Linked DNA regions of Homo sapiens: all the other regions are linked to region 3. Evidence: read pairs that join two places in POLR2A ChIA-PET (ENCODE). Cell type or tissue: GM12878. All regions are shown on one strand. Each heading gives the region's core, and the rest is flanking DNA. Links, peaks and the distances in the headings are about the cores only.

Evidence for each region. Peaks named below come from ENCODE experiments on the same cell type or tissue, not always from the same donor. Only the 100,000 strongest peaks of a DNase experiment are listed, where the experiment ranks them.
Region 1: POLR2A ChIA-PET joins it to region 3 with 7 read pairs; 2 of 35 experiments call an interaction of 5 or more read pairs at or near these places.
Region 2: POLR2A ChIA-PET joins it to region 3 with 7 read pairs; 6 of 35 experiments call an interaction of 5 or more read pairs at or near these places.

Annotation. Positions count from the first base shown.
Region 1 is chr17:76,488,103-76,499,047 of GRCh38, reverse strand. The region is part of intron 1 of RHBDF2 (rhomboid 5 homolog 2); the gene reads left to right. Among named protein-coding and RNA genes, the nearest start is that of RHBDF2, 7.8 kb to the left of the region's middle. RefSeq lists an enhancer at 6,426-7,291. In GM12878, for the core only: no CTCF peak of the experiment used is centred there; DNase peaks (open chromatin) are centred at 5,767 and 6,517; H3K4me3 peaks cover 2,374 bases; H3K27ac peaks cover 3,297 bases.
Region 2 is chr17:75,994,589-75,999,588 of GRCh38, reverse strand. All of the region lies in intron 3 of TEN1 (TEN1 subunit of CST complex), which reads right to left. The region is part of intron 3 of TEN1-CDK3 (TEN1-CDK3 readthrough (NMD candidate)); the gene reads right to left. LOC124904061 (a long non-coding RNA gene) reads left to right here. Exons shown (of 2, transcript XR_007065911.1): 2 at 1-917. Among named protein-coding and RNA genes, the nearest start is that of CDK3, 3.8 kb to the left of the region's middle. RefSeq lists enhancers at 1,993-2,042, 2,213-2,292. In GM12878, for the core only: no CTCF peak of the experiment used is centred there; a DNase peak (open chromatin) is centred at 2,132; H3K4me3 peaks cover 666 bases; H3K27ac peaks cover 1,265 bases.
Region 3 is chr17:76,187,712-76,198,656 of GRCh38, reverse strand. The region is part of intron 2 of RNF157 (ring finger protein 157); the gene reads left to right. Among named protein-coding and RNA genes, the nearest start is that of RNF157, 47 kb to the left of the region's middle. RefSeq lists an enhancer at 7,386-7,885. In GM12878, for the core only: no CTCF peak of the experiment used is centred there; DNase peaks (open chromatin) are centred at 6,556 and 6,896; H3K4me3 peaks cover 688 bases; H3K27ac peaks cover 2,011 bases.

The DNA.
Region 1 (10,945 bases), core at 3,618-8,617, 300 kb before region 3:
AGGGACAGGGCTGAGCACCCAGGCTTGTACAAAGTTGTTCAGGAAGTCGGCAGTGGAGCTCGGGTGTGAACCCAGTTGCCCACCCTCAGGCCCCACCCAAGAGCCCCACGAACAAACCCTCAGTGACTCCTACCTGTCTGTACCTGGTGTAACCACACACACACACAGACACACACAAACAGACACACAGAGACACACACAAACACACAGACACACACAGACTCACACACACACACACACACACACACACACACACACTCTCTTTCTCTCCAGCCCAGGAGGGGGACTTTTGTTCCTATAAGAGGAGGAATAAATCACACTACAAATGCTTTGGGTGACGCACTTGGGGCCCGAGTCCTGCTCTGGGGTCAGTGGTGCTGTTTTTCCTGTGGCCTCAGCTCTGGATACTGTGGTGGCCTCTCCACCAAGGTTTCTGTCCTTGCTGTGTAAACTCTGCCCCAGACAAGGTGACAGATGACAGCAGAAGTCAAGGAGCTGTGCACGCCTGCCCGTGAGTGTGCGAGTGGCATGGCTCAGCTGGCTGGTGCTTCCCTTTGGGCCTGGCCCCCGCCTGCCGCTGGCACAGCACAGGGAAGACGTGTGCCCTCCTGGCTGCCTCTCCCCCTCCACACTCTCCTCAGATCTCTGTGCCTCGCACTCTGGAGCAGGCCTCGGCGCTGCCCCATCTGCCCCAGGGGATTTCCAGAGTGAGCTCAGGCATCTGCACCGGCTGTGGAAGCGCTGGCTGTCGGAAGCGGCTCCCAGTTTCCTATCCAGCTGAGCCAGGCTGGGGGAGGAGTGGCGGGGACGTCTGCGCCTGCCCAAGTACAGGCTGACCTCGGCGGTGGTGGTGGCTAGGCAGGGACAGCTCTCAGGGCACGGGCGGCTTCACAGGGAAACCAAGCCTGCCCGGAACGTCGTTTTGCCTCCCAGGAGACCTAGGATGGGTGTAAGGAAAAACACATCTTCCGGGAAGTACAAAGCGCCACCGTGTCCACGGCCCCTCCTTCAGCAAATGTATCCGGGCGCCCAGCTGGGAGTTGTTTGTGGTCCAAAAGCTACTGGAAGGCAGTTCCAGCCCCAGTGCCCGGCTCCTGCAGGAAAGTGGTTTCAGCCAAGTGGGCAGTGCAGGAGGTGGGCCAGAGACACTGTTTGGAGTGTGAGGGGAACCTTGTGACCAGCAGAAAAGGATGGAGGAGGATTCCAAACTTCAGGAGCTGGGCCAAGGTCCAGGGGCTGCTGGGCACAGTCGTCCATGTGTGTGCTCAGTAGGATGAGTTCACTTAATTAGTCTGTGCCTCAGTTTCCCCAGCTGCACAGTGGGCTCACTAACAGTAATCTACCTGGAGGGTTGTGTGAGGTGAGGACTCCCGTGGTAAAGGTGTGCAGCCTGCAGTGCAGTGCCCGGCCATGGCAGGAGCAGTGCGGGGAGCCATCGTGATAATGGTGTTAGGGTGGCTTCAGGTAGGGGCGTGGCTGCCGGTCCATGGCACAGACTTGGGAGATGGCCGAGGCCCTGCCTCGTGGGCTGTCAAGGACTAGATGGGAACACGCATATGGAGCAGTGGCACTGTTGTTATTGTTATTCTGTAGGAGTGGCTGTGTCTGGGGTAGGGGGACCTCAGTGCCTTGCTGGCCAAGGGAAGTGAGGGTGGGTTTCCATCTGGGCATGAACTGCTGACCTCTGCCCAGGGGTTTTCCTGGCCTGCCAGTGTGTGTGTGTCACTGACAGTGGGGTGGGGGGCAGCTCATGGAGTTGGTGCCCCTCAGCTGTGCTTTCCCTGGCGTAGGTTCCTGGGGCTGGGAGCAGGGTAAAGCTGCCTCAAGTCTTGGTTTTCTCCTCTGCCTCCCCCGTGTGGCCGCCAACCCTGTGCCAGCAGGTGGTGCAGGGATGGCTTCCTGCCCCGGTCTCTGGCAAGAAACCCTTTTCCCTCTCCCAGTGGGTCTCCCCAGGTTGTCAGCTCCATTTAGTCATAAGAAGATCTGGGGCCAGGCGCGGTGGCTCACGCCTGTAATCCCAGCACTTTGGGAGGCTGAAGCAGGCAGTCACAAGGTCAGGAGATCGGGACCATCCTGGCTAATACGGTGAAACCCCGTCTCTACTAAAAATACAAAAAAATTAGCCAGGTGTGGTGGCATGCACCTGTAGTCCCAGCTACTCAGGAGGCTGAGGCAGGAGAATCGCTTGAACCCAGAAGGCAGAGCTTACAGTGAGCCGAGATCACCCTACTGCACTCCAGCCTGGGCAGCAGAGCGAGACTCCGTCTCAAAAAATAAAAGAAAAAAAAAAGAGATCTGGAAGAGGAGGGTTGAGGATCTGCTGTGGGGTTTGGAGTGGGAACAGGACTTTGAACCCTGGCCTAAGCCCCTTTTGACCTTGCCAGCCCGTGAGGATGATGACAGCCGCCTCTCACCCTTAGCCTCAACTAAATGAGATCATGTCTGTAAAAGTCCTTTGCAAGCTGAGCAGTGCTGCCCAGGCAGTTAGGTGCTGTCCCTTCTTCATGAATCAAAGGCCTTTGCATGCAGGACTCACTCCAGCACCCCAAACACTCAGAGTCCTCACCCGTTCTTTTTCTCCTGCCCCTCACCAGTTCCAGGGTGGCAAGAGGCTGCAGAGTGTGGAGGTTAAGAGCGCGGGACCCTGGCTGGGGTTGTAGCCCCACCACCTCCCTAACTGTGGGACCTTGGACAGGTGACTTCATCTCTCTGAGCCTCAGTTTCCCCACCTGTCGAATAGAGATCTGTCCCCTGTGGGGCTCGTGGCTCAGATAGAGACTAAGTGAGCGATGGTGGCAGAGCTCAGCCAGGAATAAAAGAAACTTCCAACTGGGCGTTGGGTGTGTGCCAGGCACTGTACATTCATATCTGCTGTCATCTTCCCTGGCTCCCTCCGTGGTGGGGCATCAACCCATCTCACAGCAGAGGAGGCAGGCTCTGCAGCACCCACTTGCCCAAAGTCTCCCAGCAGGTAGGTGGCCCAGGCAGGTTTGAGTCCCATCTCTGGCCCCTTATTCCTCCTCATTCCTCAGCAAGAGAGCTCCACGCTGCCCCGAAGCAAGGTGTGGGCCATAAGCACGTGGCTTTGCAGGCCTGCTTGGGACAAGCAACCTGGTGTCCCCGTGTCCTGAAACCCTGGCAGTCACTGGGGCTAGGGCCAGCCTCTTCCCTGGGAAGCAGGGAGCCCCAGGGCAACGTTCTGGGAAATCAGGTTTATTAGTTCCTTAATGACCGTTTACAAGCTCAGAAGTGTCTGCCTGGCATTTTCCCTCCCTGCTGAGGGGCTCCATGCAGCCGGAGGCAGAACTGGGCCTCCAGAAGCGCTCTGAGTGTGTCGAGGTGAGGGCCCAGGGATGCCGTCGGCTCCCTGGGCTCTGCATGCTCACACCCAGCCAGTCCAGGCCTATTTCTGGCTGGGTGGCACTGGGCAAGGTGCTTACCTCTCTGTACAATAGGTGAGACCTTGTACCTCAGCTGAGCTGTTCCTGGGGTGAGCCCTCGTTCATGGTGACAAAGTCACATAGATCTTAGACCCTGGGAGGATACTAGCATCTTATGCATACACAAACTGAGGCTCAGAGATGTTAAGTGGCTTGCCCAAGATCGCACAGTGGTTAGAGATGGGCCTGTGACCCTGTCTTCTGCCATCGGGACAGATTTTCACTGTCTGGAGGCAGGTGGAAACCGGGTGGGCTCCTACTTTGTAAGCACAGGACAGTGCCCTGTCTGTGTACATGGGACAGTCACAAACGGAAATGGCCTGGTCACACCTTAGTGTCAAGGAGCCTCCAGCAGGAGTGAAACGGACCTCTCACACAGACCCCAGGCTGCATCTCATCCTGCCCCAACCGCTGGGCTTGTGCTGGACCACCACTGCTTCCAAGGACCCGTGAAAACCCGGCTGCCGGGATGCAGAGAGGCAGACTTTCATGAACGTTTGCAGCAAAGGGCAGTTCCCACCGAGCCTGTGTTGCTGTGGCACTGTGTGGTGCACACCCCACCCCGGAAACCCTCCAGTGTCCTGGTGTCTGACCCCAAATGGACAGGGCCTTTTGGCCCCCAGGGGCCACTTCTGACTCCTCCCCTTCACAACGATGCTGAGGGAGCAGGAGAACTGGGGCCCGGCTGCTGTGCGTGCCCCCTTCCCTTCATTGCCCCAAAGCCTGCAGTCCAGCCCCAGGCTCGGGAGCTGCTGCCTCTTCCCTGGGATGTGGAAGGCACCTGCATCCCCGCCCAGCTGCTGCCACTTGCCTGCCTCCATCAGCAGCTTTGTTTTATTTTGTCTGTGTGTTTTTTGAGATGGAGTCTTGCTCTGTCGCCCAGGCTGGAGTGCAGTGGCGTGATCTCGGCTCACTTCAACCTCCGCCTCCCAGGTTCAAGCGATTCTTCTGCCTCAGCCTCCTCAGTAGCTGGGATTACAGGCACCCGCCACCATGCCTGGCTAATTTTTGTATTTTTAGTAGAGATGGGGTTTCACCATGTTGGCCAGGCTAGTCTAGAACTCCTGACCTCAGGTGATCTGCCCACCTCAGCCTCCCAAAGTGCTGGGATTACAGGTGTGAGCCACTGTGCCCAGCCTCCACCAGCAGCTTTTGAAATCCAGAAATTTCCAGGGGAGGGCACTGTGGTGGGTGGGGCCCAGCGCTGTGTCCAGCTCGAGGCCTGGCTGCACTGCCACCTCCTTTGGTGCCCACCCCTGTGTCTTGCCAGCAGCTGCTGCACATTGGGCTTCGGGGATGCAGGACTCCAGCACCCCCAGCTCAGCCTGCTTCCTGGACCAGGAACCCCAGCCGAGGAGGGGGCATTTGTATCTCTGCCATCCCTGCTGGCAACTGGTCCTGAGAAAGCCCAGATGGTTGGTGCAGAGGGGGCGTCAGGGGCTGCACCACCCTAAGAACATGACATGTCACCCCCCAGCCCCCCGCAACACACACACACAGGTTCACACCTCACACCCCTGATCTTGGCGGCTCCCTGGAGCACAGCACCCGCTTCCCGTGTCTGTGGTTGGCTTATGACGCCCCAGCCACTCTAACCGGGTTAAGGGGAGCCCAGAGCCTGGGGCCGGATAGGAAAAAGCCCAGAGAAGTCAGGGGATGGTCAGTCCCCTGAAGCTGCCCCTGGGGGTTCTTGATCTTCTGAACTGAGTTCGAGGCAAGCCCTGGAGGGGCGAGGAGGAGAAAGAAACAGCTCTCTGGGCCAGGACCCGCTGTTCGTGGGATGTCTGGGGAGCTGTGTGAACCCACAGGCCGTTTTGTTTCTCTCCATCAGCAGCTGTGGGCTGAAGCGTGTACCGGCGGAGTGGGTTGAGATCGTGTCTGCGCCCACTTGCCACCAGCTCCGGCCTCTGGGGAGGTGGTGCTGAGAGGGAGGGAGAGTGGCTCCTGTTTGGCTCCTGGAGACAGACAGCTGGGTGTCCCACCCTCAGAGTCCCCAGCCCCCTCTCCCCTCTGCTAACTCTGCCGGTGGAGCTCACGCCGCAGCTCATGCCAACCCTGCCCTTCTGTTTTGCCTCTCATGACTCTCCCCAAATTCTGCCCCCAGGCCCCCAGCCAGCCTTCTTGCCACTTTCCTGCCCTTTACTCTTGCCCCTTCTACCTCTTGCCAGGGCAGCGTCACTGGCTACGTGAGGCCCAGCTTGGGGATGCATGGGGAGGTGTAAGAACAGCTGTGCCATGAGCTGTCCTTCCGGGCCTCTGGGGCTGGAGAAACCCCGGGGTCAGCAGTACCACGGGTTTTGCTGGGGATTGCACAGTGGGTGAGGCTCAGCTTCCTCTTTGCAGCTTTCTAAAAATGCCCTGGTTCCCAGCAGGGCCACAGGCAGGGAAAATGAGTTTCAGTTTCTGTGGCAAGGGAGCTGGGGAGAGAAGCAGTTTCCTTGTCCCCAGCCCTCACCCTAGCATCCTGTGATTCAGCCGCGAAGACGTGGCCCCAAGCCTCCCACCGCCCTCCTTCTGTCCTGACTGCCCACTCCCAGGGACACCAGGTGACGCCTCGCCCACCCGCGGCTCCGGAGCCAGGCTGGAAGCAGCTTCCCGCCCAGGGGGTGGTTTCCCCACATCCTGTCTTCAGATGGCTTGAGCCCCCTAAACTTCCTGGTCATATCCAGTGGATAATAATGGTCTCCCTCTTTCCTGTCTGGAGGGGAGGGGGCTGCTTACTTCTTATCCAAGGGCCTGTCCCGTCCCACCCCTGTGTCCCCATTTCTGGCCACACGCAGGCTCAGCCCTTGCATCAAGCCTCTGCCTGTTTCCCTCTGGGCTGCACCTGTCACGCTCTCCCTGCCCTGCCCCATAAAGCCCATAGAGCCCAGGGCTTGTGGGGACTGCACCCTTCATTAGCAAGACTCAGAGCTTCTAGAAACCCACTTGTGTGGGGGTGGGGAGTGCAGGGAGATTGGTGGCACCAGGTGGAGAGAGGGAACTGCACCTGGGGGAGTTGGGAGGGGCAGTGGGCTGGGCCCGCGTGGAGGAGTGTGGCTTGTACAGTCCGCATGGCGGGGGGACCCTTGTACCCTGCCTGGACTGGCTGGTAGAGCTGTTGGGGACCTCCCTGGGGGTGGCCTTGCTTACCCAGCTGTGCGGAACAGGCTTGGTTGGGAGTGCCTGGCCTCACCCTTTGTGGGGAAACCAGATTCTCTGGGCAGCAGTGGTAAATGGTGTCTGAGTCTGTGTTTCGTTGGATGTGTCTGAGGTCCGCTGCTGCCAGCTGGGTTATGCTGTCTCCAAAGCTATCTGCAGTGGGGGAGGCCCTGAGCCTGGGCAGGGGAGGGTACAGAGGCCTCAACCCATGGGACCTGGGGGTGATCTGAACTCTGCACTTCACTTTTTTTCAGGATTTCCCCCGCCCCACCCTAAAGGAGGAGGAAATAGAGTCTGTCCCACCCTAAGCCCCAGTCCCTCTCCCCAGGTCTCTTTGGCATCTCCCAGCTGGGCTGGGGCTGAAGGCCCTTCTCTGGGGTTGGCCACAGTGAGGCCAGGATCTGGCTGGGCAGGTGGCAGTGTTCCGCCTGTGGGCTGGGTGCGGAGGCGGGCCTGGGGGTCTTAGAGAGAGAGCGGCGGATGTGACTGCGGGCCAGGAGGAAGCCTGGTCCCAGGATGTCACCATTTCCCCTGCAGTGAGCAAGCATCTCTAGGGCTCGGAGATAAGTGCTGGGTGGGGTAGCTCCAGCTCTCCAGCGCTTTTTTCTGTCTGGTTCCTGCCATCTGGACTTGAGCCATGAGGAAGGCCAGAGTGGGTCTGACAGTCCCCACTCCTTTCCCCGCTGAGCCCCAAGGAAGGGGCTGGGCCTTTGCACCCCCACCCCAACTTCTGCACGAGTTGGAGGCAGTTGATCTCAATGGTGGAAAGTGGCTGGTGCAAAGTCATGCTTCCATACTCCATGTTTAGGCTTCATGGGTGTCAAAGCTGGGCCGTGACCTTGTCCCATTCCCTCAGAGAAGGGAACTGAGGCCAGAGGGTGGAGCTGCTCTCAGGCCGCTGCCCAGGCCTCTTGTGCTCTGCGGTTCAGATGGCACTCCCGATGCCAGGCTCCTGCCCAGGAAGACATGCCCACCCGCCCTGGCCCTGTCTCTGCTGTCTGGTGTCAGGCCACCTCTCTTCGGGACCCCCCCCCAACTGATTGCCCTGGGGCTGACCAGGCTCTCCTCTCCCTCAGTGTTGGGTTTTGGGAGCCTCTCTCATCAGGAGGTTGGCACAGATGCCAGCCATGCAGCGGATCCTGGGCAGGGGTCTCAGCTGGGATGGCCTGGCCTTGGGACAGGGAGGCTGGCTGGGCAGAACCCTAGAACCAAAAGCGGTGCCTGTGGTGGGCTAGGGAGCTAGGTGGGGAGTCTAGTGGGGAGTCTAGTGGGGAGGTCCACTAGACACTCGTTCTGGCACAGCATGCAGCGTCCTCCATCCTGGCCCTGCTGTGGGTACGGAGCCAGCAGGGCAGGAGCTCTCAGTGGAGCCCTCCAAAGAGGGCTGCTTCCTGGACCAGCTGCAGGATGAGGGAGACCCCTTCTGTCCAGGGCTGACATAGGCTGACCACCGCCAGCCCCACCCTCTCACTAGCTTCCCATTCAGTTAGCCATTGATGAGGGCTCACTGGGTGCAGGATCCTGGGCTGCCCGGGGTTGGGTAGGGGACTCCTACATGTAGGTAAATCCGCGAGATGCTGGAGAGAGCAGGCAATAAAGTGGTTGATTCTCTCTGGAGGTGACATTTTACTTTCCTAGTAGGGCTTGGCCAGGCAGGCAAGGTGGAGCCTGGTGTGCCAGGCGCAGCGCTTCAGATGAGAGGAGGTGAGAGCTTGGGGATGGCACAGGGAAGTGTTTTGTCTGGTGAGGGTGTGGCAGGGAGGGCAGGCCTGAAGGGACCTCCAGGGAGGTGTGATCAGATCTGGGTTCCAGAAAGATCCTACCTGCTTGGCGACCTTAACTGAGCTGGAGTCTGGAGGCCCCACCCTTGCACCCAGCTGCTTCCACTGCTTGCCTCCCATCCCCCAGTGCCAGTTCCCCAGGGCAGTGCCCTCCCCATGCCCTCTTGGTGTACCCTGGTCCCAAAGGAGGCCAAGCTATGAACTTTTCTTGCAGAGGTCCCAGGTGAGGCTGTTGTCCTGGAGCTGTCCCCAGAGCAGGCTTAGGATGAGGGGACCTAGCCACAGCTTCAACCGAGTGGGGTCCCGGTGTGGCTGCCAGGGCTCCTTGGCACCAACCCAGCCCAGTGGGTTGATCTCTGAGGACCTCGTCATACTCAGCCGGGCAGTCTGCCCTGGGGGGTGGGGTCAGGACTCCCCAGCACTTCGGGATGGAAGGAGGCGAAGCCAGCGCTGCTGGACTAGCCTTAAAGAAGCGGGAGACATCCTAGCTCCGCCTCAAGATTTCTCCTCTGCACCCAGCATTCTGCTCCCCAAATGTCCCAAATATGCAGGGGGTCAAGGAACATTGCTCAGTGGAATCAATGGGGAGCGTGGGCTACTCCCCAGCCTCTGGTTTGCCCCATAGCAGCCCCTTGGGCACCGCTGGGGACCCCCAGGCCTCTGAGGAGCTTGGTTTGGAAAGCGCTGGAATGCTGGACCAAGTTCCCTCTCTGGCTCCCTGAGAGGGGGTCTTCTAGCCCCAGTCTTAGGGCAAGAGGAGCCCGTCCCCTAGGAGCCTCCAGGCCCTGGAGCCAGACATCGGGCGTCCTAGCTACACCCTTTCCTGGCTATGTGAGCTTGGGCAAGTTACCAAACCCCTCTGAGCCTCCATTCACCATCTACAGAATGGAAGAGACGCTAATGTCACCCTGGAAGGTGTTTTGAAGGGTAATGTGTGTAAAGGGCCAAACAAGGCCCCGCACAGTTAAGGACTTAAATCCTGCCCGGCCCCGGGAGGGCTTCCGGCATCTTGGGGTTCCCCTCAAAGGATGGCCTGGGCAGGACTTCTTAAAAACAAACAGGCGGCTGGGCGCGGTGGCTCACGCCTGTAATCCCAGCACTTTGGGAGGCCGAGGCAGGCGGATCACGAGGTCAGGGGATCGAGACCATCCTGGCTAACATGGTGAAACCCCGTCTCTACTAAAAGTATAAAAAATTAGCCGGGTGTGGTGGCGGGCGTCTGTAGTCCCAGCTCCTCCGGAGGCTGAGGCAGGAGAATGGCGTGAACCCGGGAGGCGGTGCTTGAAGGGAGCTGAGATCATGCCACTGCACTCCAGCCTGGGCTACAGAGCGAGACTCCATCTCAAAAAAAAAAAAAAAACAGGAATGCCCCTGGGTTTCGTGCTTTAAAATGGTTGATTTTATGTTGTGTGACTTTTAAGTTCAATAAATTACCAATCAAAGCAACAAAACACTTCCAGATCATTTGAACTTTGCCTTAAGTATCAGAAGGCAGTTAGTAATTCCTGGACTTTGAATGTTAAATATGTGGGGTTCTTTTGTTTTGTTTTGTTTTGTTTCGAGACGGAGTCTTGCTCTGTCACCCAGGCTGGAGTGCAGTGGCGCGATCTCGGCTCACTGCAACCTCCATCTCCCGGGTTCAAGTAACTCTCCTGCCTCAGCCTCCCGAGTAGCTGGGATTACAGGCCCACCACACCCAGCTAATTATTTTGTTGTTTTTGGTTTTGGTTTTGGTTGTGAGACAGAGTCTCACACTGTCATCTGGGCTGGAGTACAATGGCGCGATCTTGGCTCACTGCAACCTCCGCCTCCCATGTTTAAGTGATTCTCCTGCCTCAGCCTCCTGAGTAGCTGGGATTACAGGCGCCCGCCACCACACCCGGCTACTTTTTTGTATTTTTAGTAGAGATGGGGTTTCACTATGTTGGCCAGACTGGTCTCGAACTCCTGACCTCGTGATCCACCCTCCTCAGCCTCCCAAAGTGCTGGGATTACAGGCGTGAGCCACTGCACCCAGCCCCGGCTAATTTTTGTATTCTTAGTAGAGACAGGGTTTCACCATGTTGGCCAGGCTGGTCTCGAACTCTTGACCTCATGATTCCCCCACCTTGGCCTCCCAAAGTGCTGGGATTACAGGTGTGAGCGCCTGCACCCTGCCCAAAAATATGTGGTTTTGTTTGTTTTTTGAGGCAGAGTCTCCCTCTGTCGCCCAGGCTGGAGTGTAATGGCACAATCTCGGCTCACTGCAACCTCCGCCTCCCAGGTTCAAGCAATTCTCCTGCCTCAACCTCCCGAGTAGCTGGGACTAAAGGTGTGCACCACCATACCCAGCTAACTTTTGTATTTTTAGTAGAGATGGGTTTTTACCATGTTGGCCAGGCCGATCTCGAACTCCTGACCTCAGGTGATCCACCTGCCTCAGCCTCCCAAAATGCTGGGATTACAGGTGTGAGCTACTGCCCCTGGCCGAAAGTTAAATGTTTCTGTTCTGTTCAAGTAATATTGAGAAAAATAACAGGGGCCATCTTGACTCTAATGTTCTGCTCCAATCAGGTTCCCAGACCAGAGGACTGTTGTTAGGTG
Region 2 (5,000 bases), core at 1-5,000, 200 kb after region 3:
TGTGGAACACTTGAGGTCAGGAGTTCAAGACCAGCCTGGCCAACATGATGAAACCCCATCTCTACTAAAAATACAAAAATTAGCCGCGTGTAGTGGTGCATGCCTGTAATCCCAGCTACTTGGAAGGCTGAGGCAGGAGAATTGCTTGAACCCAGGAGGTGGAGGTTGCAGTGAGCCAAGATCACGCCACTGCACTCCAGCCTGGGCAACAGAGCAAGACTCCACCTAAAAAAAAAAATTTTTTTTTTGAGACAGGGTGTTGCTCTGTCACTTGGGCTGGAATGCAGTGGCTCAATCATGGCTCAATGTAGCCTCCACCTCCCAGGCTCAGGTGATCATCTCAGCTTCCTGAGGAGCTGGGACTACAGGGACGCACCACCACACCCAGCTAATTTTTGTATTTCTTGTAGAGATGGGGTCTCGCCATGTTGCCCAGGCTGGTTTCAAACTCCTGGGGTCAAGTGATCTGCCCGCCTCGGCCTCCCAACATGCATGGATTATAGGCGTGAGCCACTGTGCATTGCTGACATTTTTTTTTTCTTTCTTTTTTCCCCAGTCATAGCTTGCAAGAGAAAAAAAAAAGTTAAAAAAATTTTTTGCACTCATGCTCTTTCTGCTCTCTGAGCACTTTAATAAATAGATTTCCGAGATGGGTGGATCACCTGAGGTCAGGAGTTCATGACCAGCTTGGCCAACACGGCAAAACCCCGTCTCTACTAAAAATACAAAAATTAGCCAGGTGTGGTAGCTGGCACCTGTAAACCCAGCTACTCGGGAGGCTGAGGCAGGAGAATCGCTTGAACCTGGGAGGCAGACGTTGCAGTGAGCCGAGATCAAGCCACTGCACTCCAGCCTGGGCAACAGAGTGAGACTCTGTCTCAAAATAAGTAAATAAATAGATTCAATGTTCTAGGCTATTACATTGTTTTCTTTTGACGCTGTTTGAGATAAAGGCTCTGCCTGCCCTTTCCTCTAGTCTAGGTCATTTATAGCACAGCCTGAGGGCAGAATTCAGGGTGTCATCCTGCCTAGCTGTCTATACAGGCTACCCTTAGGCAATGAACTCATTTGAAACATGAGGTTGCCTGTGTGTCTCAGCTTCTGTTAGCCCCAGTGCTGACACAGGTCAGAGAGGAATCGGGGCGTGGCGCGGTGGCTCCCAACACTGTAATCCCAACACTTTGGGAGGGCAAGACAAGCAGATCACTTGAGGCCAGGAGCTCAAGACCAGCCTGGCCAACAAGCGAAAACCCTGTCTCTACTAAAAATACAAAAGTTACCCAGGCCCGACTACTTGGGAGGCTGAGGCACGAGAATCACTTGAACCGGGGAGGTGGATGTCGCAGTGAGCCAAGATTGCGCCACTGCACTCCAGCCTGGGAAACAGAATGAGACTCTGTCTCAAAAAAAAAAAAAAAAGGAAAAAAAAAGGAAAAAGGCCAGGCGCAGTGGCTCACATCTGTAATCCCAGCACTCTGGGAGGCTGACGCAGGCGGATCACCTGAGGTCAGGAGCTGAAGACCAGCCTGGCCAACATGGTGAAACCCTGTCTCTACTAAAAAGACAAAAATTAGCTGGGTGTGGTGGCGGGCACCTGTAATCCCAGCTACTAGGGAGGCTGAGGCAGAATCGCTTGAACCCAGGAAGCAGAGGTTGCAGTAAGCAGAGATCGTGCCACTGCACTCCCAGCCTGGGTGACAGAGCGAGACTCCATCTCAGGAAAAAAAAAAAAAGATTAAGAACCTGGAGCAAAGAAGAAGGGCCTGGGTTATAAAAAGCAGTCAGAATGCAGTGGGGTGAGGCCTGGGAAGAGGAAGGGGTTATACGGAGCACAGATGTTCTTTTAGGAGGTTTGTCTGCAAAGGGAGGGAAGGTCATGGGCAGGTAGGTCAGACTCTAGTGTAGAAGATGACTTCTTGTCATTGAGACTATTATTTCCATATAGAGGAGGCTTGAACACCTTATATGTGGACAGGGAAGAACTGTGGTAACCCCTTAGGTAGGAGGGACCCCGCTTCCTCTTAGACTAGAGGAAGGAGCTAACGGTGGCCGTTTCAGTGTCTGATGGTCGGTGGCCGTTTCAGTGTCTGATGGTAGGAGGAAGAACGGCTGCCTGTGGCCTCGATTCTAGCTGGCTCATAAAGCAATAAGCCGGGAGGGACAGGGGAGGAGAGGAAGTGGGTTCTTGTGAGGCAGGGGAATTTCTGGACTAGCTGTGGTGGCGCCGGGGAGGGGGGTGTGGCCAGGACACAGGAAGGATTTCTAGGCAGAGCAGGGGAATGCCAGTGAGCCCCTGAAATCATTGAGCTCCAAATCCTTGGAGTTCTGTGATCTTTCTGCACTCAACAGTTGGCAGAACCAGGAGGGTGGAGGCTGGGGTCTTGGGGCAGGAGTGAAGCTGCCAGGAAAGTGGCTGAAATGGTAGTGAGGCCCAACGGGGAAGAGAGATGGGGGAGAAAGCCCGGGAGTCCTGAGTCCACAGGTCCTGATAGGGCAAGAGGGACGCAGCAGAAGTAGAAGGGAGAGTGGATGGCATGCAATTTCAGGAAAACAAGTCCAAGGTGCAGCAGCAGGCGTGGGAGGTGGAATTGGGGCAGAGGTGCACAGTGGTGGAACTGGTTGGCAGCAGGGAGACAGGGAGGGATGTGTGATGCTGACACACCCGAGGAGCCGGGGAAACTCCGGCCCTGCTCCAGACTCTGTGGGTGTGTGGTTTGGGGAGAAAGGTTTGGGCAAGTCCCAGAGCTGTAAGGATGCTCGAAGAGGGAGGTGCACAGGGGACACACAGGAAGGTTTCCCTCCCTCCCTTTCTCTTCTCTTTTCTCTTTCTTTTCTTTTCTTTCTTTTTCTTTCTTTCTCTCTCTCTTTTTTTTTTTTTTTTTGACAGGGTCTCACTCTGTCACCCAGGCTGCAGTACAGTGGTACAGTCTCAGCTCACTGCAATCTCTGCCTCCCTGGCTCAAGTGATCCTCCCACCTCAGCCTCCCCAGTAGCTGGGACTACAGGCATGTGTGCAACAACGCACCCTGCTAATTTTTGCATTTTTTGTAGAGACGGGGTTTCACCATGTTACCCAGGCTGGTTATTATTATTATTTTTTTTTGAGATGGAGTTTTGCTCTTGTCACCCAGGCTGGAGTGCAATGGTGTGATCTCAGCTCACTGCAACCTCCGCCTCCCAGTTTCAAGCGATTCTCCTGCCTTGGCCTCCTGAATAGCTGGGATTACAGGCATGTGCCACCACGCTCAGCTAATTTCGTATTTTTTGTAGAGACAGGGTTTCACCATGTTGGTCAGGCCGGTCTCGAACTCCTGACCTCAAGTGATCCACCCACCTCGGCCTCCCAAAGTGCTGGGATTACAGGCGTGAGCCACCACACCCGGCCGTCCAGGCTGGTCTTGAACTCCTGGACTCAAGTAATCCACCAGCCTCAGCCTCCCAAAAGTTCTGAGATTACAGGCATGAGCCACTGTGCCCAGCCTCTTTTCTTTTTCTTTAGAAACAGGGTCTCATTTTGTCACCCAGGTTGGAGTGCAGTGGCATGATCATAGCTCACTGCAGCATCGAACTCCTGCCTCAAGCCATCCTCCTGCCTCAGCCTCCCAAGTAGCTGGGACTACAAGCACAAGCCACCACACCCCACTAATATTTTCATTTTTGTAGAGATGGCGTCTCTCTGCGTTGCCCAGGTTGGTCTCAAACTCCTGGGTTCAAGTGATCCTCCCACCTCAGCCTCCGAACATGCTAGATTAGTGAGCTCCTGAGCCCAGCCACACAAGGAAGGTTTCTGAGGGCAAAGTGCAGGGGTGCAGTGAGAGAAAAGCAGAAGGCAGAGGATGCATGGCAAGGGCTTGTGGGCAGCTGCTTGCTGTTTGCTGTGGTCCAGTGCCCTTCAGCCTGGGCATGCTCCGAGGGCCTCTGGAGTAGGCCTGGGAAAGGCTGTGCCCCACACCTTAGTTCCAGAACAGGGGGCCCTCGGGCCTTTGGATGGCGCCAGCGGGTGTCAGGTCCATGGGTTTTATCACACACCAGCATGTCTTCACCTGTTGGTCTTCTTAGCTAGCTCTTAGGCAAACATTTGAGAAGGGTGACCTCTCACCTGTCCTCAGTACTGTCAGTCTGGCCACAGGGCAGGATTCACATCTGATCAACCTTTGTGTCCCCATAGAGCTTTGGGCCTGGCACAGGAAGGTTTATGGTTTTATTTCTACTTATTTATTATTTTGTAGAGACAGGCTCTTGCTACATTTCCCAGGCTGGTCTTGAACTCCTGGGCTCAAGCGATCCTCCCTCCCTAGCCTCTCAAAGTGCTGGGATTACAGGTGTGAGCAACCACACCTGGACTTTTTTTTCCTTTTTTTTTTTTTTGAAACAGGGTCTCACTCTGTCATCCAGGCTGGAGTGCAGTAGAGCAATCTTGGCTCACTGTAACCTTGAACTCCTGGACTCAAGCAATCCTGCCACCTCAGCGTCTCAAGTAACTGGGACTACAAGCCTGTGCCACCACACCTGGATAACTTTTTAATTTTTGTAAAGATGGGGTCTCACTATGTTGCCCAGGTTGGTCTTAAACTCCTGATCTCAAGCAGTCCTCCTTCCTTGGCATCCCAAATTGCTGAGATTACAGGCATGAGCCACCACACTTGGTTTTCACAGGGAGGTTTAAAGCAGCCACAGGGTGCCCCCTCTGCCCAGGCCAGAGGTCAGGGTGGACAGAGCACAGTCAGCCAGGATGCTCTCCTCCCACCTCCTCATCTTTGATTCGAGTTCCCTCCGTGAATGACGAGCGTGTATGACTTAGATAATCAAGACAGGCCGGGCGCGGTGGCTCACGCTTGTAATCCCAGCACTTTGGGAAGCTGAGGCAGGTGGATCATGAGGTCAGGAGCTCAAGACCAGCCTGGCCAAGATGGTGAAACCCTGTCTCTACTAAAAATACAAAACTTAGCCAGGCACAGTGGCAGGCGCCTGTAATCCCAGCTACTCAGGAGGCCAAGGCA
Region 3 (10,945 bases), core at 3,469-8,468:
ACCAGTTGTCCAACTGAGATTTGATGGAGGTTTGACCTCAGGCTGCAGAAGGAATGAAGAGGACACTGACGTATACGGCAGAACCTATGCTGGTAACCAGTGTGGGGCAGAATCTAGGGTGTGGTAATTAGAGTATGTTCAGGCCCCCCAAAGGACGCAGCCAGCTAGTGGATTTTCCCACTTTATGTGCAGACCTATTCTCGTGGAGTAGACACGAAGCCTTTTGAACTTTTCCTCTAAAGATCTCTGTGGCAGTTTTGGAATCAATTACTGTGGTCCATCATTTTTCCAAGCTCCCAAGAACCCCCCTCCCCCAGCACATATCAGATCCAAGGCTCTTGCCAAGGTGTTCATTCTGTGTCATAAGAGAATGTCCCTGTATCAACAGGCTCTCCCTCATCCAACTTTGTATTCCAACACCCTCAGGAACCCCTCCCACACATCCTCCAGGTCCTGCTAGTGCCTTTGTTGGCCAGGTCCCAAGCACCTCTGGCATGATAAGCCCTCTCCTCTCTTTGCAGGTCCAGCAGGCCCCGGTTGAGTAATACTCAGATAATGGCCCTAATTATGGTTGGGTGGCCAGAAAGGAAGGTGGGGGCAGGTCCTCTGTAGGGTGAGCATTGTCTTTTAAGTTACTCGCCTCATTTGAGACCTCTGTGTAATCATGAAGGGTGGAGGAGCAGGTTCCTCCCATCTTCAAGGGAGAGGGCTATTTGCAAGCCTAGGGAATCTGGGGTTCATGTTCCTCAAATAAATATACACAGACGTTCCCATCTCAAGTCTTAGAGTTCACTCCTTCCCTACCAGGGCCTGAATCTGGCACAGTAGACTAGTATAGGCTGAGAGTTCATCCTTTTTGATTCTGCCACTCTTAAAATTAGGTCTTGTGCCTGCAGGAAATGATTGTCTTTAAATGCTGCCAAAGCAGCCTGGCATGGTGGCACATCTGTAATCCCAGCACTCGGGAGGCTGAGGTGGGAAGATGGCTTGAGACAGAAGTTTGAGGCTGCAGTGAACTATGTTCACACCACTGCACTCCAAGCCTGGGTACCATATTGAGACCCTATCTCAAATAAATTAATAAATAAGTAAAAATTGCCAAAGGAAGCTTACTGACTATCATAGCTGGCTTTATTTCTTTATTTTTAGTTTTTCTTATAAAGATGGGGTCTTGCTGTGTTGCCCAGGGTGGTCTCAAACACCTGGCCTCAAGTGATCTTCCCGCCTCAGCCTTCCAAATTTCTGGGATTACAGGCATGAGCCACCACATCCAGGCTCATAGTTGGCTTTACATTTTTGATTGCTATACCTGAAACTCATTTTCTCTTTTCAATGAAACAGTCCTCTTAATAGCAGTCACCCAGTTTCACAGTCCTTACTGTAACTGTTTCTCCTGTACCTCCTGTACCAAGACATCAAAATCGCCTGGATATTATACAGCCCCGTGTCTCCTATTCCCCTTCACCACAGGGGAATGTCTGCAGCATGCTGGGGACCATCCACTTTCCACCCACCTCAGTGATGGGTCCTCATTGCCATCTGGCTGTGGGTGATCCACCCCCAAATTCCATCCATAGACAACATCTGATATCAACCGGTTTAGGTTGGGTTCTCTGGGAGCAAAGCCTGAGATGGAGATCTTTGTGAAAGCTGTTTATTGAGGGAATGCTCTCTAGAGATGAGGAAGACAGATGGGGCAGTGGAGCAAAACCAAACATGAGTGCGGTCTTGGCCAAGACCCATTTTGGCCTGGTCCCACGGGAAAGCTTTGGAGTACAGCTTGTACCACAGAGTTGCTTCATCTCAAGGTAAAGGGGCCAGCTTTTTGTACAGCCCTGTCAATCAGTCACTGGCTGTTGGTGGCTGTCCTGGAGTGAGATAGGGAATCAGGAAGACTCTTGGATCAGGTGGCTCTGGTTCCCAGTTCTTGGAGAAGGGGTAGCTATGGCTGTTTGTAGCCAAAACTCTCCACAGCAGGGGTACAGAGACCTGGGGAGGGAGTTGGGGAAGGTTGGGACGCCAGCACATGACTACACTCCCGTACATACTTCGGCCCTTGCTTTTTAATTTAATGGTGTATCATATTGGAGATCATTCTAGATCCATTTACCTAGGGCTGACTTGTCCTCTTTAAAAATATTTATTGATGTATAACATACACACAGAAAGATGACAAGTCATCCATGCACAGTTGATTTTCACAAAGTGAGCCCTCCGCTGTGGCCAGCATTCAGATGAAGAAGTAGCACATGGCCAGCACCCCCAGAAGCTCCCCTTCTGCTCCTTTCCTGTTGTTACCTCTAGCCTAAGGTAACCGCAATCCTAACTTCTGTCCTGGTTTGAACTTTATATAAGTGGAACTGTGTTCAATTTGCTCTTTAATGTCTGGCTCCTTTCACTCAGCATCTTTGTGACATTTATTTATCTCATGGTAGCTTAGCCCAGGAGGGTCCTTGGCTTTGCTCAGGAAAGAATTTAAGAGCCAGTGGTGGAAGAAAACAGCTTTATTGAGGCGGCAGTGTTACAGCTCTGTGACTGCTCCTGCAGAGCAGGGCTACCCAAAGGCAGTGTGTTGAGAGTAGCGGCTCAGAGCAGGTTTGTAATCATATTTATACCCACTTTTAATTATGTGCAAATTAAGGGACAAATTATAAAGAAATTTCAAGAAGGATAGTACCTTCCGGGTCATTGGGTCATTGCCATGAAAGAGGGTGGTAACTTCCAGGTGTTGCCGTGGCAATAGTAAACTGACATGGCACACACTGACAGGTATGGGAGGTATGGGCTATCTTATGGAAAGCTGCTTCTGCCCAGTCCCTGTTTTAGCTTGTGCTCAATTTAGTCTGATGTGCGAGCCCCACCTCTGGAGTTGAGTCTCACTTCTTGAGTCAAGTCCTACATCCTACCTCAATGGCGTACAGCAACGAGAAGGAACAAACTATTCCTGTGCTGTGTACGGTTCATTTCCATTGCTGCATAGTATTTCATTGTGTGAATACACCATAATTTATCCACTCTATTGTTTGCAGGCATTGAGCTTTTTTGGGGCATTTTGGCTATTACACATAGTGCTGCTATGAACGTTCTATTATTACATGTATTTTGTTGTGTATATGTATGCATACCTGTTAAGGCTATAGCTAGGAGAATTGCTGAGTCATAGAATATGCTGTAGTAGATACCGCTAACCGCTTTTCAAAGTGATTCTACCAATTTTTTTTTCCCACTAGCAGTGTTTAGAATGTCCAGCACCTAGTATTTTCCATCTTTTTAATCTTAGCCATTGTGGTAGGTTTGTAGAATTTATTTTCATTTTCCCGATAACCAATGAAGTTGGAGAGACAGGTGATCTCCTGGTTACGTGGTGTCTGGAAAAAGATCTAGGGGTCTAAATGCTTTTCACACCAACCCCAGTCTCCTGTTTCCAGCCTTGCTCTACCCCGCTTGTAGGAGGACCTACACCTCCATTTCCTAAGCCTGTCTGGAGTTCTGTGACATGAATATGTTTCTGCCATTTGGGATTTCGGCCCTTTCTGTTCTCCTGAATCGCTTTCCACTTGTCAGTGTGTGTTTCAGCTTCCAAGTTTTTATTATAATATCCTCTCCCATTCCCTCTGCTCTTGTGTTTTGTTTTGTTTTTTTGAGACAGAGTCTCGCTCTGTCACCCAGGCTGGAGTGCAGTGGTGCTATCTCGGCTCACTGTAAACTCCACCTCCCGGGTTCACGCCATTCTGCTGCCTCAGCCTCCTGAGTAGCTGGGACTACAGGCGCCCGCCACCACGCCTGGCTAATTTTTTGTATTTTTAGTAGAGACGGGGTTTCACCATGTTAGCCAGGATGGTCTCGATCTCCTGACCTCGTGATCTGCCCACCTTGGCCTCCCAAAGTGCTGGGATTACAGGTGTGAGCCACCGTGCCCGGCCTGCTCTTGTGGTTTTATATTTTTCTCTCTCTCTTTTTAAATCTCTTTACTATTGTTTTAGTAGCAATTCAGAAGAAAGCAGAGTTATCTAAACTGGAAGGAAACCTAATCGTGTCTGGTACTGTATATTATACAATCATGGAAGAGGACATAGGCCATTTCTATAGAGACTATTTTAAATGAGTTATTTGTCTTTGGGTTTAAACTATCCACTTCACAGCCCACTAAGAAGCGTCCTGCTTTCGGGGGTCTTTCAGCAGAGCCTGCAGAGTCATCTCAGGCTCTAGTGAATTTACCGCCCTTCCCACCATCAGACTGGCTTCACTATTTCTGATGTATTTGAAAGTCTCCTATGGTGGCTGAGTGCGTGGTGTTCTATGCGAACTGAATGAGGCCTTTGGCTATTTTACTTAAGCATTGTAAAGAGTGTTGTGTCATTCTGGAAAGAGCAAAACGATAGAGATAAGAAATAGATCAATGGTTGCCAGGGACTGGGGTGCATGGAGGAGTTGACTAGAGAGGGCACAAGGGAATGTGGGGGTAATGGAAATGTTCTTTATTTTGTTTGTAATGGTGGTTACACTGTTGTGTGTGTTTGTCAAAATTCACAGAACTGTACACCAAAAAGGCTGAATTTTACTGTATATAAATTATACCTTGATAAACAAACCAACAAAAAAACAGAATGTGCCTTGGAAAGAGGTGATTAATAGAAATGTGATTGCCTTCTCTGTGGCCTGGTTCCCATGTAGTCCAGGGAGTCCCGTTTGTGGACGTGTACCCCAGAGAAGTGGTAGCCGTGTCCCCCAGGGCTGTCTGTGGATGTGGAGGTGGGAGGGGTAGCAGGGCAGCATTGCTCCTGCATCAGCAGCCCTCGGCCAGGCGCTAATCTCAGATCTGAAACTATGGGTGCGGCAGCCTCACTGCAGGATGCGGGAGAGCCTGCCCAGGAGCTGTGCCTCAGACCTCTGTTTTGTTTTCTCGCTCAGCTCCTGATTGTTTCGGATCAGGCTTCAGAAGTCACGTTTGTTTGTTAGACAGTCAGGGTCACAACAGACAAAAGGAGAACGTGCTTAACTCTCACGTTACCTTAGACAGTGTCTTCCATTTCCCTAGTGATCCTAAACCGAGAATCTCAGAGAGCCTTTCAGTCACTATGGTAGAAACTTGTATGTGTCCGTGGGTGGGGGGTGGTGGGGGTAGCTGTTTCCAAGATGTTAAATTCCAGTAGAATATAGGGCAGATCTACAATAATTCTTCTGGGTCACGACCAAGTGAGATATATCCTAACTGTATTTACTTCAAGTGCTTTGGGATTTGTAGATAAGAGATACTTACCTAATTGCTTGTATTTCATTTGTGCATTATTTTTTCCAAGCATTCAAAATAGCATTACAAGTTCTTTAATGAAGATGTTATCACTAATGCTAATCACTAAGGATCACTAATGATAACATATATTTTTATAGCACTGTATGGTTTTCAAAACATTTTTATTTGATCTTAATGACCCTATGAGATAGACAGAAGCTATAAATCTCATTTTACAGATAAGGACATTGATGCTCAGAGATGTTAAGTTATTTGCCCAAAGTCTTGTGTATGAAGTGAGAGAAGGCTGAGTGCTCTGGCCCACGCCTGTAATCCCAGCATGTTGGGAGGCCGAGGCGGGAGGATCACTTGAGCTCTGGAGTTTGAGACCAGCCTGGGAAACAGCGAGGTCCCGTCTCTACAAAAAGTCAAAAATTAGCTAGGTGTGGTGGCGCGCGGCTGTTACTCACGTGGCTGAAGTGGGAGAATCACTTGAGCCTGAGAGGTTGAGACTGCAGTGATGGCCATCGCAGTCACCCTGTGCAAGAGAGCGGATGCTGTCTCAAAAAAAAAAAAAAAAAAGGAAAGAAAGTGGGAGAGCTGAAACAAGAACCTGTGTCTTCTGGCTGTTGATATCATACTTGTTTTATTAAATCATTTCATCTTCATTTTCCAGTCTTTCATACAACTCACTGGCAGAACCAGAGGGTTTCAGCTGCTAGTCAAGCTTACTCAGTATTACTCCACAAACCCTTAATTTAAAAACACATGGTGGTCTGTGTTTTTCAGTTATTTTGTGAGCATTAATTGTACCAGTCTGCCATTTAGTCTGCGGGGCAAATATTCAAAATCTAAAGAGTCACCATGGGCATATGCTGTACTCTTCCGAAGATCTTGTTGTTCGTGTATTCATTCTACAGACATCTATTTCTGCCTTCTGTATGTGCTGGTCTAATCACTAGGGGTAACACGAAGAGGATTCCTACATGGATTTTGCCCTCAAGTTTATAATTTCATGGAGAAGATCAGACTTGGACATACATAGCTATAATACAGAGCAGGGAGTGAAAAATGAAGTATAAAAATAGTCATGTAAAAGCTTGGAGAAAGGAACTTTATAATGTAAATGTTGCTGACTCGAAAAGTGCCACTAAGTGCTTGAACTTTTGCTTCGTTGTTTGATGCCATGTTTCTTAACAAACCAGAGTACAAAGAACTGCTGTGGTATTCAGTAGTGGAACTAAAGCATCTGTGTTGTAGGAATTTCCTCGAAATTTCTTTGAAACATATTGAAACCAAGTGTGCACACTCTCACCTCTGTTTCCTGTTGTCATTGTGCACCCCATCTGACGGGAAACTATACTTACTGGTTTTGCATTTCAAAGAAAAATCTGGTTAACTTTTTCAGCATTTAAAGAGATGCATAGTGGCCTTAACTGTTACTGAAACTGTTATATAAAAGTCTGTATTGTATTGTCAAAGACTTACGAGTCAAATAGCTTAACAGTTGATTACACGTAAATTTTGTCCCTAAGCAGCACACTTCATTCTCTAAGATGGTCTTTCCCGGCCAATCAAATAAAATAGTAGCCCTGATTATTACAGAAATTAATCAGACATATACTTTATCTTTACATTTTAATATTTTTTTAGACAGGGTCTGCCTCTGTCACCCAGGCTGAAGTGCAGTGGTGCAATTATAGCTCATTGTAGTTTCAACCTCCCAGGCTCAAGCAGTCCTCCCACGTCAGCCTTCCTAGGAGCTGGGACTACAGGCACATACCACTACACCTGGCTAATGTTTTTTTTTTTTTTTTTTTTTTGAGGCGGAGTCTTGCTCTGTCGCCCAGGCTGGAGTGCAGTGGCGTGATCTCAGCTCACTGCAACCTCCACCTCCGGGTTCAAGCAATTCTCTGCCTCAGCCTCCTGAGTAACTGGGATTACAGGTGCCTGCCACCACGCCCAGCTAATTTTTGTATTTTTAGTAGAGACAGGGTTTTGGCCAGGCTGGTCTTAAACTCCTGACCTCATGATCCTCCCGCCTCAGCCTCCCAAAGTGTTGGGATTACAGGTGTGAGCCACCGCGCCCAGCCCTAATTTTTTATTTTTTTGTAGAGACGGTGTCTCACTATGTTGCCCTAACCGATCTTGAACTCCTGGGCTCCAGCGATCCTCCTGCCTCAGCTTCCCAAAGTACTGGGATTATAGGCATAAGCCACCACACCCAGCCCACTTTATCTATAGAAGGCAGCACTGAACTTTAGGGTAAATGTTGGTATAATTATAGAATAGAATGTAGTCCTTAGCCATATTTTCTACTTATTAAAAACTTAAATGCTGGTAACACAAGAGGTTTATGTCCTCTGCTAATCCATATCGTAACTTTTTTTTTTTTCTTTTTGTAGAAACAGTCCCACTATGTTGCCCAGGCTGGTCTTGAACTCCTGGCCTCCCAAAGTGCCGGGACTACAGGTGTGAGCCACTGCATTCAGCCGTGTAAACTTTTTTTTTTTTTTGAGACAGAGTCTCGCCCTGTCGCCCAGGCTGGAGTGCAGTGGCACGATCTCGGCTCACTGCAAGCTCCGCCTCCCGGGTTCGTGCCATTCTTCTGTCTCAGCCTCTGGAGTAGCTGGGACTACAGGGCGCCTGCCACCATGCCCGGCTAATTTTTTGTGTTTTTAGTAGAGACGGGGTTTCATCGTGGTCTCGATCTCCTGACCTCGTGATCCACCCGTCTCGGCCTCCCAAAGTGCTGGGATTACAGGCGTGAGCCATCACGCCCGGCCGTAAACTATTTTTTTAATTCTTTTTTTTTTTTTTTGAGATGGGGTCTCACTCTGTCACCCAGGCTGGAGTGCAGTGGCATGATCATGGCTCACTGCAGCTTTGACTTCCCTGGACTCAAGCGATTTCCCTGGACACTGTGCCCAGTGTAAACTATTTTTAAAAGAGAGAATGGCCAAGCACAGTGGCTCACACCTGTAATCCCAGCACTTTGGGAAGCTGAGGCAGGCAGATCACTTGGGGCCAGGGGTTTGAGGCCAGCCTGGCCAACATGGCGAAACTCCGTCTCTACTAAAAATATAAAAATTAGCTGGGTATGGTGGCACGTGCCTGTGGACCTAGCTATTCAGGAGGCTGAGGCAAGGGAATTACTTGAACCCGGGAGGTGGAAGTCGCAGTGAGGCGAAATTGTGCCACTGCACTCCAGCCTGGTTGACAGTGAGAATCTATTTCAAAAAAAAAAAAAAAAGAGAGAGCAAGCAGTTAGCCTGAGCACTTAACAGAAGTAAGGGTAATAAGTATCAGTGGGTCACATCTACCCTTTACAAAGTTATTTGTCTCCACAATTCCACTGTTATTTCCTGGCCCCACACCACCCTGTGAACACTGGGGCTGGGACTCTGCGGCTCTCTCCATTGCTTGCTACACTTGGCCATGTGCTGCCAGTGGGAGGTGCTGGAAGGTCTACAGGGCTGGAGGAGAAGGACCCACTGCTTCTTGCGCCTGGCTGTTCCTATGACCACCATCCCAGCAATGCCTTTTCATCCCACCAGCTGCAGTTTGTTTCAGCCTTCAGTTGTTTTTGTTTGTGTTCTCCTCCCAACAAACCCAGAACCAGCTGGGCAGTACCCTCACCTCAGAAGTCTGAGTCCCAGCTTCGGAGGGTCCCTTCTCCGGGCTTCCAGGATCTGAGAACCCAACCTCTCCCTTTTGTTTCCTCAGCCATGGGGATGGAAACCGTTTCCTGCAGTTTCTCTCTGTCAGCTCCGTGCCCCCTTTTCGTGTTTTAGTTCTCTGATATCCATTTAACCAGTTCCTTGTATTTAATTCTGCCTATTAAAATACCTTGTGTAGTACCTGTTTTCCTGACTAAACCATGATTAATACAACTTCTACTCTCACAACTTTTGAGGTCGCTGTTATGGAGCTCATTTCACTGATAAGGAAATGGAGGCTTAGTAGGGCAAAGCAGCTTGTCTAAAGTCACCGTAACCAGCAGCACAGGAGCTGAGACCCACGCCTTCTGCTCATAGATCCTGAGCTCCTTCCATTTCATCTCTGCATTTCTCTTGCTGAATTAATTTTTTTAATAATTTATTCTTACAGAAGAATCACAAAAGATAACAGAGTTGCCATATAGCCTTTATCCAGCTCCACCTAAGGTTAACATCTTACATAACTGCAACACATTTATCCAGACTGAAAATTAACACAGTTACATTACTATTTTTAAAACTAGACTTTATTAGGATTTTACCAGCTTTTCCTCTATTGTCCTTTCTTAGTTCTAGGATCTAGTCCAGGATACTTTTGGTTCTCATGTTTCCTTCATCTCCTCCAATGTGTGCTAGTTTCTCAATTTTTCCTTGTTCTTCATGACCTTGAAAATTTTTAGATGTACTTGGCTAGGTATTTTGTAGAACTTCCCTTGATTTGGGTTTTTCTAATGTTTTCTTTTGAAATATCAAAAGACCAGGATTATAGACTTTGGGAAAGAAAACCACAGATGTAGTTGCATCATATCAGAGGTACATAATATCACATGACTTATTGCTGTTGATATCAGCCCTGTTTACATGGTCCGGGTGGTACAGGTTTATCCACTGTAAATCTTCCCCTTTCCATGATGTATTCGTTAGAAGCCAGTCACTAAATCCTCTTGCTGAACTTTTGACTTCCCACTTAATTATGGAGCCATGCTTTCTTTACAGACTATTAACTAGCATAAGAGAATGTTTGTATTAATGACCAGACTGAGAATTATAAACTTAGAAGCCAAACTAACACTGTTGGGAGATACTAGCATGCATTGCTTTGGGGGGAATTATCTGTTGCATCTATTGCACCATCTTTGCTTGCACCTTGTTTAAAGTTGGAACTTGGCTATTTTTAGTCTCAGAAAGCTTGTGGTTAATGCTAAGACACCTATTTATTCTTCAGGGAGTGTAATCACCTCTGACAAGCCCTGAAAGATGATCAGAAGCCCAGGGTCTTAATGAAATGCAGAAAATCAGTAAAAAGAGGAAGAACCACAGAGAAGAGGTTGCTGAGAATAAGGAAAATTGGAGGTGATGAAGGATGTGGCTCAAGGAGTGGAGATTTACAAGGATGGGCTGAGAAGTGATGGGTGACCACATGGGGCAGTGGAGTGATCCCAGGTAGGAGGCCGTGGGATGCAGTACAAGAGAACGTAAGTCACCTTGGAGTTGGAGCATGATAGAGTATGGGTGTTCACCATCTAGAACCTAAAGTTCTAGCCACTGCATTTCACTATATCCGGTCTTTAAATGAGTTTAGACTTTCATAAAAGCCAAAGAAAGTAGTTCACTTGGTTTACAGAATCTTGGCTGCCCACTGCTATTGGGGGGTGACTGAAGAATAATCAGAGCTCTCAAGACTCTTAGAAGCTTAGCAATGCAAAACGGAACAAGTGCCACCTTATTAAACTAGCTGCAGAATAGATTTTTCCATTAGGGTTTCCGCACATCTTTACATTAATAACTCAGAAAATAGAACTATCAGGGCTGGGCGTGGTGGCTCACACTTGTAATCTCAGCATTTTGGAAGGCTAAGGCAGGCAGATCATTTGAGGTCAGGAGTTCAAGAGCAGCCTGACCAACATGGTAAAACCCTATCTCTACTAAAAATTACAAAACAAATTAGCTGGATGTGGTGGCAAGCACCTGTAATCCCAGCTACTCGAGAAGC